Regions from separate parts of the Homo sapiens genome. Here region 1 is linked to region 2. A link is a contact called in ENCODE Hi-C or POLR2A ChIA-PET data. All regions are on one chromosome and are shown on one strand. The core of a region is the stretch at or near the end of the contact, and the rest is flanking DNA. Distances in the headings are between cores, read along the strand shown.

What was found. A loop is a pair of places that touch in the nucleus more often than their neighbours do. ChIA-PET counts read pairs that join two places held with the same protein, here RNA polymerase II (POLR2A). Pooled maps may share reads with other maps.
Region 1: a loop to region 2 is called in a pooled map, with 20 times the contacts of the local background. The contact joins the enhancer-like site here to the promoter of EMC1-AS1 in region 2. A Hi-C loop is called at or near these places in 9 of 50 pooled maps. POLR2A ChIA-PET finds 5 or more read pairs at or near these places in 3 of 52 experiments (A673, CD8-positive, alpha-beta memory T cell and activated CD4-positive, alpha-beta memory T cell).

Annotation. Positions count from the first base shown.
Region 1 is chr1:19,389,446-19,394,487 of GRCh38, forward strand. The region is part of intron 2 of CAPZB (capping actin protein of muscle Z-line subunit beta); the gene reads right to left. Among named protein-coding and RNA genes, the nearest start is that of SLC66A1, 80 kb to the left of the region's middle. RefSeq lists enhancers at 2,008-2,057, 3,590-3,729. Within about 2 kb of position 1,951, at least 33 of the 41 ENCODE cell types and tissues checked have a DNase peak (open chromatin) inside an H3K27ac peak, as active enhancers do; they include A673, where a contact is called at or near this core.
Region 2 is chr1:19,208,818-19,213,950 of GRCh38, forward strand. EMC1-AS1 (EMC1 antisense RNA 1) reads left to right here and starts at 1,569. Exons shown (of 2, transcript NR_135114.1): 1 at 1,569-1,742. UBR4 (ubiquitin protein ligase E3 component n-recognin 4) reads right to left here and starts at 1,449. Exons shown (of 106, transcript NM_020765.3): 1 at 1,256-1,449. The coding sequence starts at 1,431. RefSeq lists silencers at 1,119-1,438, 2,464-2,533 and enhancers at 1,489-1,538, 1,789-1,838.

The DNA.
Region 1 (5,042 bases), core at 701-3,200, 180 kb after region 2:
GAGATGGAGTCCAGCTCTGTCACCCAGGCTGGAGTGCAGTGGCGCGATCTCGGCTCACTGCAAGCTCCGCCTCCCAGGTTCATGCCATTCTCCTGCCTCAGCCTCCCGAGTAGCTGGGATTACAGGTGTGTGCCACCACGCCCAGCTAATTTTTCTATTTTTAGTAAAGATGGGGTTTCACCACGTTAGCCAGGATGGTCTCTATCTCCTAACCTCATGATCCACCCACCTCGGCCACCCAAAGTGCTAGGATTACAGGTGTGAGCCACTGCGCCTGGCCAGGCCATGTATTTTTATTTGCTAAATCTGACAGCCAATCCCCACTGCTCTCTTAAATCTTACTGATCCTTCAGGGCCTGGCCCAAACTCCAACTTCTTTATCAAGATGTCAAATTCTTCAGAATTCCTGCAGTAACACTAATATCAACTGAATCCTAAATGCTTTGGGGATGGCTGTTCTAATACTGCCAATGACTTTCACCTTACTCCTTCCTCACCACTTAGCATTTTTCATTGTGAATTGACTCCACACCTACAGAGGCCAAGACAGGCCCTCCAGCCTCAGCGCAGCATCACGCCCGCTGCAGCAGGGATCAGTCAATGCATGCTGATTCCATGTAAGTGGATATTAATCCTGTGGTCTGAGGCCATATTACAGAACCAGAATGAAGGCAGTGTATCTCTGTAATCTAACCAGTCCCTACACTCATCTGAACCCCGGCCCCCGCCCCCTACTCATGTCGAGTGCTTAGAGCAGTGGAAGAAATCACATTAAGTGTCACAGACCATGGGTTTGTACAGTGATTTAAATGAAACGACAGGTCCAAACAAAGCCGAGAGTTCACTTTGGGGTGCATGTGGCACTGGCTCTGTCGCCTCCAAAGCCAGGGAGGGCCTCTGAGGAGGAGGAGCGGTGCTGACACGCGGCAGCCGGATGGTTTCTGTCTAAACCACCCATCTGAACTGCCTAACGGCCTTGGAGGGAAGGTTCAGATAACACCAAAGGTGTCAGACCAATCCAGGCTGTTGGGGGGATTTAAACATAATTCCCAGTGACTTGGAATAATAAACACTACACTGGTCAGGACAGTGCCTGCCGTCTTTCTGGTGGGAGTTCAGGGCTCCACCAGTTCCTCTGCTGCCACAGGAGTGTGCCCACCCCAGGGAGCAGGAGCCACAAGTCCTTCACCACCGATACTTTTGCCGGGCTCGGTGGTACCCAGGAGGCCACTGGAAAGACGGGTGGGGAGTGGGTAAAGTGAACTAGGGCAGGGAAAAGAAAAAACCCCAGAAGGTAGAAGGTAAGGGAGAGACTAGGATGCCATTGGCAACGGCCTCAGGTGACACCTGAATAATAATCCGTGGAAGGACCAGGTGATCGTAATAGCCCTGCCCTGCGTGGCAGGCACTATGCTAGCAGCTCTCCCTGCCCTTCCCTATGATCCTGACAATGGCTCTTCACACAGACACGCACTCCAGTCCTTGTTTTAAAGAAGGGGAAACAGGGCCTTAGAGAAATAACTTGACCGGAGCCACGCAGCTACGGGCCAATGTCTGAGGAAGGACATGCAGTTATATACAGCACAGCTAGGTTCAAAAAGAAACTGCTTTTCCCAAACTGAACACTTTTTTTTTTTCTTAAATCATCCAACCCAACAGCTGATCACACGAAGAGATACAAATCAGAAGTTTCCGGCCACAAGTGAGGTTCGTGTTTGTGCCGCCATATGGTTCTACTTTGCCTCTTCCTCTTCTCCATTAGTTATTAATGTTGAAAAAAATTGTTCAACCAGAAAAAGAAACTTGAGATGAACCCTTAAAAAAAGCACAAAAGCCAGAGCAGCTCAGACCCACGGAGTCTAACCCACGGCGCCCTTGTCTTTAAGAAGTGCACCCTTGTACCTCGGTTTTTTAAAAAATGGCCAAATGAACACATTCCATCTTTTGATCTGCCTGTTGGCCGAGAGCCCACCACCAGCAAGATAGGAATCAAAAACAGATTCTGCGTACTTGGGTGCACTCAGAGGAAACTGCCACGCCAGAATGCTGCAGCTGCCGACGTCCAGCAGAGGGCTCTGTGACAATTTGTTCCTTTTATTTTTCCAGAAGGCCCAAAACTTTCTTAAAAAGATAAAAGAGCATTTCAAGTGGCACATACACTCGTGTCAGAAACAAAATATACAGTGTGGCATTCTGTAAAAACACCAACCTCGAAACCGAACAGGTTCAAATCCTCGGTCAGTCACTTGCTGGCTGAGTGTAACCTTCCTAAGTCTCTGGAACTGGGGGTTACAACATCCATGTCAAGGAGAAATTCACACTGTTCCATAAACCCCGAATGCCCGCTCCAGGCCCGTGTCAGGTGCAAGGGCTCAGCACGGGAAGAGATGGACATGGGCGGCCCTGCTCTGACAGCAAAGTCCAGCCACAGAGGCATCTCCAAGAGGCAAGGGTAGGCCAGGCATGGTGGCTCACGCCTGTAACCAGCACTTTGGGAGGCTGAGGAGGGTGGATCACTTGAGTTCAGGAGTTCAAGACCAGCCTGGCCAATGTGGCAAAACCCCATCTCTACTAAAAATATACAAAAATTAGCCAGGTGTGGTGGTGCATGCCTATAATCCCAGCTACTCAGGAGGCCGAAGCAGGAGAATCACTTGAATCTGGGAGATAGAGGTTGCCGTGAGCCAAGACTGTGTCACTGCACTGTAGCCTGTGCGACACAGAGAGACTCTGTCTCAAGGTAAAAAAAAAAAAAAAAAAAGAGGCAGGAAGCGAACCTGCAGGAGACGACAGAAGGGGGTTGCTGTGGGGGCAAGTCAGCAGTCTAGGAGGTGGCACAGAGATGACATGTGAATAATGACCAAGGAGCCGGCCCTCCAAGACTGCAGGGAAAAATAACAGGGGCATCCCAAGAAGAGGGAAGAGCTGGCATGAGGCTCTGCTGCAGAGGCCACTGAGGCAAGTGCAAGAACAGAGAGGAGCAAAGCGCGGCTGGAGTGAGACCCAGTGAGGCAGCACGCAGCACCTCCTGGGTCACTCCAAGTGTGAGGGCAGGCCCTGGCACACTGCTTTTCTTAAGAATTAAAAAAAAAAAAAAAAAAAGGCCAGCTGCGGTGGCTCGCTTGAGATCAAGAGTTCGAGACCAGCCTGGGCAACAGGGCAAGACTCCGTCCCTACTAAAATAATAATAATAAAAATAGCCAGGCATGGTGGCATGTTCCTGTAGTCCCAGCTACTCAGGAGGCTAGGGTGGGAGGATTGTTTGAACCCGGGAAGTCGAGGCTGCAGTGAGCCGTGTTTGCACCACAGTACTCCAGCCTGGGTGACAGAGTAAGAACCTGACTCAAGAAAAAAAGTGTTTACTTATGTATAATAGGTAATACATTCACATAGGTCAGAATTCAAAAAGGTACAAGAGCACATGCTGGGAAAGGCCTCCCAGTGAGGGCCTGCAAGCTGGCTGTCCTCGCCTAGGGAGATGGCCTCCAGGTCAGGATCCCTTCAGTGGGGCTCCCTTCACCGGTCTGTCCAGATGGACACATGGCCTCCACCAGCCTATGAGAGATGCAGGAATCCCCACCCCACCACCACTACTTAGTGTAGAGAAAACACAAGCCTGCTCCCCAACTCCCCAAGGGCAGCTTCGTTACAGGGACCCCAGTTTGTCATTAGGAACACTGAGCCACGGAAGCACAGCTTCATGTAGCCGAGGCTGGAGCTTCCGACCCATTTTGCCTAATGGCTCTCTGAGCATGGCCACCTCTGCAATGAGAAGGCACCTGCACAGGCGGCAGCTTCGCGCCGGGCCTGAAAGTCACACCCGGGTGGCCAAGCTTGTTTTTGGACGGGAAGCAGCTGTGCTCCCAGAGACTCAGGCAAGTGGTACCCCTGAGTAACCAGAGGGGGACCCCAGGGGCTCCCGCTCACCCCAGGAAGCATCAAAACATATCTCCTTAGGATAATAGCCACGTGAGCTAGGGTATGGCGCACCTATTCGGAGGCAGGATTGAGGGCACCCCCCAACCTGTGGATGAGAAAACCCAGGCACGGGGAAGCTGCTGGCCCCGGCTGTCCCAGCCAACACGAGGTGGAGAGGAATGAGAATCTCAATTTGAGACTGACCCAGCTCTTCCAAAGACCAGGCCCCACCGGGTCAACAAGGCGAGCTGCCCCCATCCCCAGTCAGGCTCAGGGGACAGGGGAGGAAAAAAGAATAGAATTGGGGGAATTATGGGACTGTGAGGACCAAAGCTTTTTCCCCCAAGTGCCCGGTCACGGCAGACCCAAGGTGCCTGGGGTCGCCTGGGAAGGGCTGCAGGGCTGGGCTCTCCTGCCCCTCACCACAGCCCACAGCCCACAGCAGATCCGACATGTGACCTTTCCACTCTGGGCCTCGGGGACTCCTGGCGTGTGGGCAGGGGCTCAGTGCCTACTGCCCAGCAGAGCCTAGTGAGAAACTGGCCCCCCGCCTGCCAGGGCCACACACAAGAGGACACTTCCAGGTCCAGCCTCTCTCCTCTTTAAGAAGTCACTTGGCGCTGAGGGCCATATTTTTTTGTTTTGTTTTGTTTTTGAGACGAAGTCTCGCTCTGTTGCCCAGGCTGGAGTGCAGTGGCGCGATCTCGGCTCACTGCAACCTCTGCCTCCCAGGTTCAAGTGATTCTCCTGCCTCAGCCTCATGAGTAGCTGGGATTATAAGTGTGCACCACCATGCCCAGCTAATTTTTATATGTTTATAGAGATGGGGTTTCACCATGTTGGCCAGGTTGGTCTCAGGTGATCCGTCCTCCTTGCCCTCTCAAAGTGCTGGGATTACAGGCATGAGCCACCGCGCCTGGCCAAGGGCCATATTCTTTAAGTGCAAGCACAGCCTGCTTTCTTCCTGTGAAGGCTGTAAGTTGTAAGATGCACCAGTAATTATAACATCGCTAAGTGTACACATTAAGTGTAAGAAGCAATTTCCCAATTTTGGCAACATTAAAACGCAAGCGATGGCTGGGCACAGTGGCTCACGCCTGTAATCCCAGCACTCTGGGAGGCTG
Region 2 (5,133 bases), core at 319-2,818:
GGAACGTTACTGATTCTACGTAACATGAGTATGAGTCAGGAAAAATACTGCCAATCCAAATGTTTAAAACAAAAAGCAGCCACGTAATTTGAAAGTAGTATATTTGAAACCTGTTTACATCTTCAGAACATTCCTGGCCTGATGATTAGATAGCAAAATCCGTCTGTAAAGCTGACTGTGAAGTTACCAAACTCAACCATTATTTTATTATAATTTGTTAAAAACTCTGCATCCAAAGGATTACAAGTCTACAACAAGAAAAAGCACAAAAACAATTTGTCAAACCGTGGGCCTCCTTTGAGTAACAAATAGCAATTTTTAACCTCTGGATAGCAGCTAGATATACCCTTGTCATCGTGAAGCTAAAATGACCCAGTTAACAATTGCAGGGAGTTGCTGAAATGAGGTATGGCTAGAAAAATGAAAGTCAGTCTGGCTTTAAAAGCAAAAGTCTACCATTAAACTAATGAAAGACTGCTCTGAGCACAGTATGTCAGGAAAAGGCAGGCACTCTGAGATCACCATCTTTGTACCTACATAACTGTCACTAGCTAAGAATCGCTGTGCAAAAAGACAAAAACACACAAAAGGAAACCAACAGATAGTACCGTTTGTAAAAGAATGTGATGATATTTTAATGCGAGGGGGATGGGAGGCAGCAAGAGAACACACACACCACACATCCTCTGGGAAAATGATCTCTCAGACACACACTGAAATGTTTTTAATCAAAGACCGATACAGTAGGAATGCACAAGGAGTGCAACGTAAAAAGAGGTCATCAATGTAGCTAGTGGCTTCAGTCACAGAAATAGCACGTGCCCCCACTGATTACAGCACCGCGGGGAGACCGTTATTAAATTATACCGTACGGCTCCGCTCCGGCCCAGGCTAGGAGGATGAGTGCGGGCGAGAAATGCAAACTCATCTGTGACTTGACCCAAGGGGCAGCCCCGTGAACATTCCCTTAAGAGGGCGAATGCATCTCACTCTCAACCATGTCCGGCCACGCCCTCCCGCAGGGAGGCCGCTAAAGTTTTGCTCGAGAGGGGAAACTGAGGTAGAGGTGATTTACATGCGTTGGCGGAGGGAAACCCAGGCAAGCCAGTCTCCCCGGGCCCGGGACCCCGAAGCCGTGGCTGTGGCGGGGATCCTCAAGGGGGCAGGGGGCGGCCCGGAAAGCGGGTCCAGACGATCCGGCTCGAAATCCCCTCCCCCCACAACAGCGTCGCCCGCCAGAGCCGCCGCCCGGTACCTCTCGATGACTGAGGCCACCAGCTGCGGCAACTCCTTCATCTCGAAGGCGGAGTAGGACGCGGACAGCAGGGGCCGCACAGCCACCTCCCAGCCCGGGGTCGTGTCCGCCCCCGTTGCCGGGGTCCCCGGCGCCGGAGCCGCTGCCGCCGCCTCTTCGCCGCCGCTCGTCGCCATCTTCCGTCGTACTACTGCGGCTCCCTCCGGGGGCTTGCCACCGGCCCAGCGCCGCCTCCCAGGAGGGGGCGGAAGTGACGCAATCTGTCGCGTCAGACTGCGCGCCGCCGTCATGGGTCAAAAACGCGACGCGCGGAGCGGCCTTTGCTCTCACCGGGGTCGAGCCGCGGCGAGGGAACGGATCGGAGACGCTGCGCCTGCTCAGAAGGTAGCGCAGCGGGGAAAGGCGGGAGAGCGTTAACTTCTGAGCCTGCGCGGTGGGAGTTGCTCAAGCAGGTGGTAGCGACTTGGCTTCCGGGCAGCGGGTAAAGGTGAGTCTGGGGCATGGGTTCAGTGGGCAAGTCTAGGGCAGCAGAGTTGACTACGCCTCGGCGTATAGAATGGCCCTGGCCTGGGACAGCTAAGGACGACAAGAGGAGGCCGAAGCCTAAAACGCTTTCACCTGCTTCTTCCCCTGCCTAGATCCCCCCAATAGTAATACTAAAGAGCGCCATAGTTTACAAAGATTTCTCCCTCTCACAACACCTTTTAATCACTGATCCGTATTCCCTTAGCACTCAAATCTCTTCTGTTTGGATTGCCCTCATTAACAATCTGACCAGCTCGTACAATGCATCCCTCTTTGCAATTTGCCACGTATGCTTACGTGTTCCCCTTTTTTCTACTGGCAAGGAAAGAATGTAAGCTTTTATTCACAGGAGATGTCTGAGACTTTTGCCGGTAAAATGATCTGGCTACAAGGTCTAAGAGGGAAAAGCAGTTTGCTCGAGGAAAGGTATTCGTGCATTAAGGACAGTCCTGTGAGTGAGATATTGGTGGACGGCTTCAAGCTCTAGCCTGTGGCCTACAGCTGGCCTAAATAAGACTGGGAAGGAACTGTGAAGACGGTTTCAAATTCCTAAAGCCCTGAAATTCTCCCCCTAAGTTTAGGAAGAGCTTTTGTTCTTGGTGTGTAACACTGATAAATGAATTGGTACCTAGTGATTAATCTGCACTTTTATTAAGATATGACCTACTTTACCTTTTTTGAGACAGGATCTTGCTCTGTCGCCCAATAGCCCAGGCTGGAGTGCAGTGGCAGAGTTGCAGCTGGCTGCAGCCTCCACCTCCCTGGCTCAAGTGATCTTCCAGCCTCAGCCTCCCCAGTAGCTGAGACTATACAGGTGCAGGCCACCACTCTTAATTTTTTTTGTTTGTTTTTAAGAGACAGGTCTCCCTACGTAGCCCAAGCTGTTTTCGAAGTCCTAGGTTCCTCCCACCTTGGACTCCCAAAGTGCTGGGATTACAGGCTTGACCCACTGCGCCCAGCCTGCATCTTTACATTCGAAATAAAATTCAGTCAAGTCAAAGCCGGTCTTGGAGGAAAATGTGGCTTTGATGACAGCAGTAGGGATTTTCCTTCAGTGCCTACTTACCAGAGGATAATAATAACAGCAAGTTTCTTAAACATAAAAACATCAGAAATGAAAAAGAACTTTCCATAACACTATAAATATTGCAGTATTTCAAGATACTGAACCAGAGCCCTAAGGAAAGGCTGGAGACCCAGAATTTTATAATGGCTTTGGGACATGAATTTTATTTTAACCAGAGGACAAAATTAATCTGCAAAAGCTGTCTTGGAGAAATTTCAGGAAATAAAAGATCAAATGTATCTGCTGTCCTCCCTTCCCTCTCCAGGAGAATAAAAGGCAAATGCAAACTATCACAGGGAGATTTTCACCTTTACCTAAATTATTTATTATATACTTTATATTTCTGGTTAATAGATTGGGAGAGAGCACTCCAGATAAAGAACTTCCTTTATAAATGCCACATTTATTTCAGTACTGGAGGTTTGGTCTTGTGTTGCCACAAAGATTTGGAATGGCATCTATGTTATAAATTTAGATGACAAAAGAGACTAATAAAAGACTTCTAGATGAAACACAAGCTTCTAATATTCTGGTCCAGGAAATAAGATAGAAACTAAAAAACAATAAATAACTTTTATGAATTAACTGAAGGACTTAAAATACTTGTTCCATTCTAATCCCAAGTGTCTGCCAAGGAACTGAAATTTAAAATGATAAAAGACATGATACAGTCATGTTACAGGGAATTCAATGAAGTAAAAATGGCAGACATTGATGAATGGTATGGTTTAAAGATTTGTGTAGAGGTAGTGATGAGGAGGCCTGCTGGGAGCTGGAAAAGTTCTATACCTTGACACAGTTATGCTTACATGGATATACACACACAGTAGTCACTAAGCCATGATTTGTACTTATGATTTGCACACTTTGGTGGTTGTAAATTGTACAGCAATCTAAAAACAAATGAGGTCAGTGTGCCTCACTACAGAGCTTCAAAAGTGGTAGATAGCACATCTCTTTTTTCTTTTAAGCCATCTAATACAGAGTTGCTTGGAATAAATCCTAATAGATACAGTGTTTCTAGAAACAAGTAAATGAATAAACCTTAGCTGTTACCCCGTAGGAGCCAACAGAGGTCAATCTGTTCTCAAGCTTTTACAAAGTTACAAGAACAAGTAATCAGTGCATATTTTGTTGAAACTCCTACTGCAATACTGAAAACTTCAAATGGAGAGCAGCTCCTTTTTGGTAATTCACAACAGACTTAGTTTTCAAATTACCAAGAATATAAGGAATTAGATTAGAAGCCTAATTCAATTTAGAATTATGAGACATTATTTGTAACCCACAAGTATTATTTTTCCCATGATACTGAACAATTCACCTGGCATGAACTTAAAAGAAGAAAATGCTTATTGCAGCCTTCTTGCTTTAAGAGCGAAAAAAACAATTTTGCTAGCTGTGGAGGGACTAGAATACAATGTCACTTTAAGATTTACACTCTCAAAAGTTTTGACCTATCAGATTGAGAGCCAGAGAGAGAGACAGACAGAAGGAGAAGGATAAATCAAATGTGGTAAAATGTTAACCTTTGGGGGATCTGGGTAGAGGGGATCTGGGAATTATTTGTACTATTGCAACTTTTCTGTAAGTCTGAAATTGTGTTGTCAAAAGTCAAAAGAAAAAATTTATAAATACTTTATCATCCATTTGCTTTATAATTAGGTACAGAGTATGATGACAGAGAGAGCCTACTGTATGCCAGATACTTAACAGAAGGAAAGTAGTTTATATGTAAACTCTGGGAAAAGTGGAGCCAAATGATTACACTGTGTGTACCCTTTAGCACTGTTTGGGGTGGGGACATGGGGGGTCAGGGTGCAGAGAGGGACTGTTCTGGTCTCCTTGGAAGGTATGTGCCTATAGTAAAAAGCATGAGTAAGATATCACATCTCCTAACTCCGTAACAACCAAGCAAACTTATAATAGCATTTTAACTTATATCACCTTTTTTATAGGAGCGGATATATATTCCAGCAGCATGAGTATTTTAGCCCTCTTTGCAATTGCAGTCTTCATTCATTATCATCAATAAACTGGCCTCTGGTTGATTGATCTAGTCTAGTTCTTATTTTATCACAGCACATGGGATATATGATATCATCAAAGCCATGATGTGAACAAACCATGAGGTATAATGGAGTTTGTATGAGTAATTGTGCCTTTTAATTATAGTTTTAGTTTGCTTTCTTGACTTCCATTCATTCAGATTGCACATTAGGGGACAGAGAAGAGGGTGCTTCAATATAAACCTTTGGCTATTTTACAAACACACTTTGCTAAATGT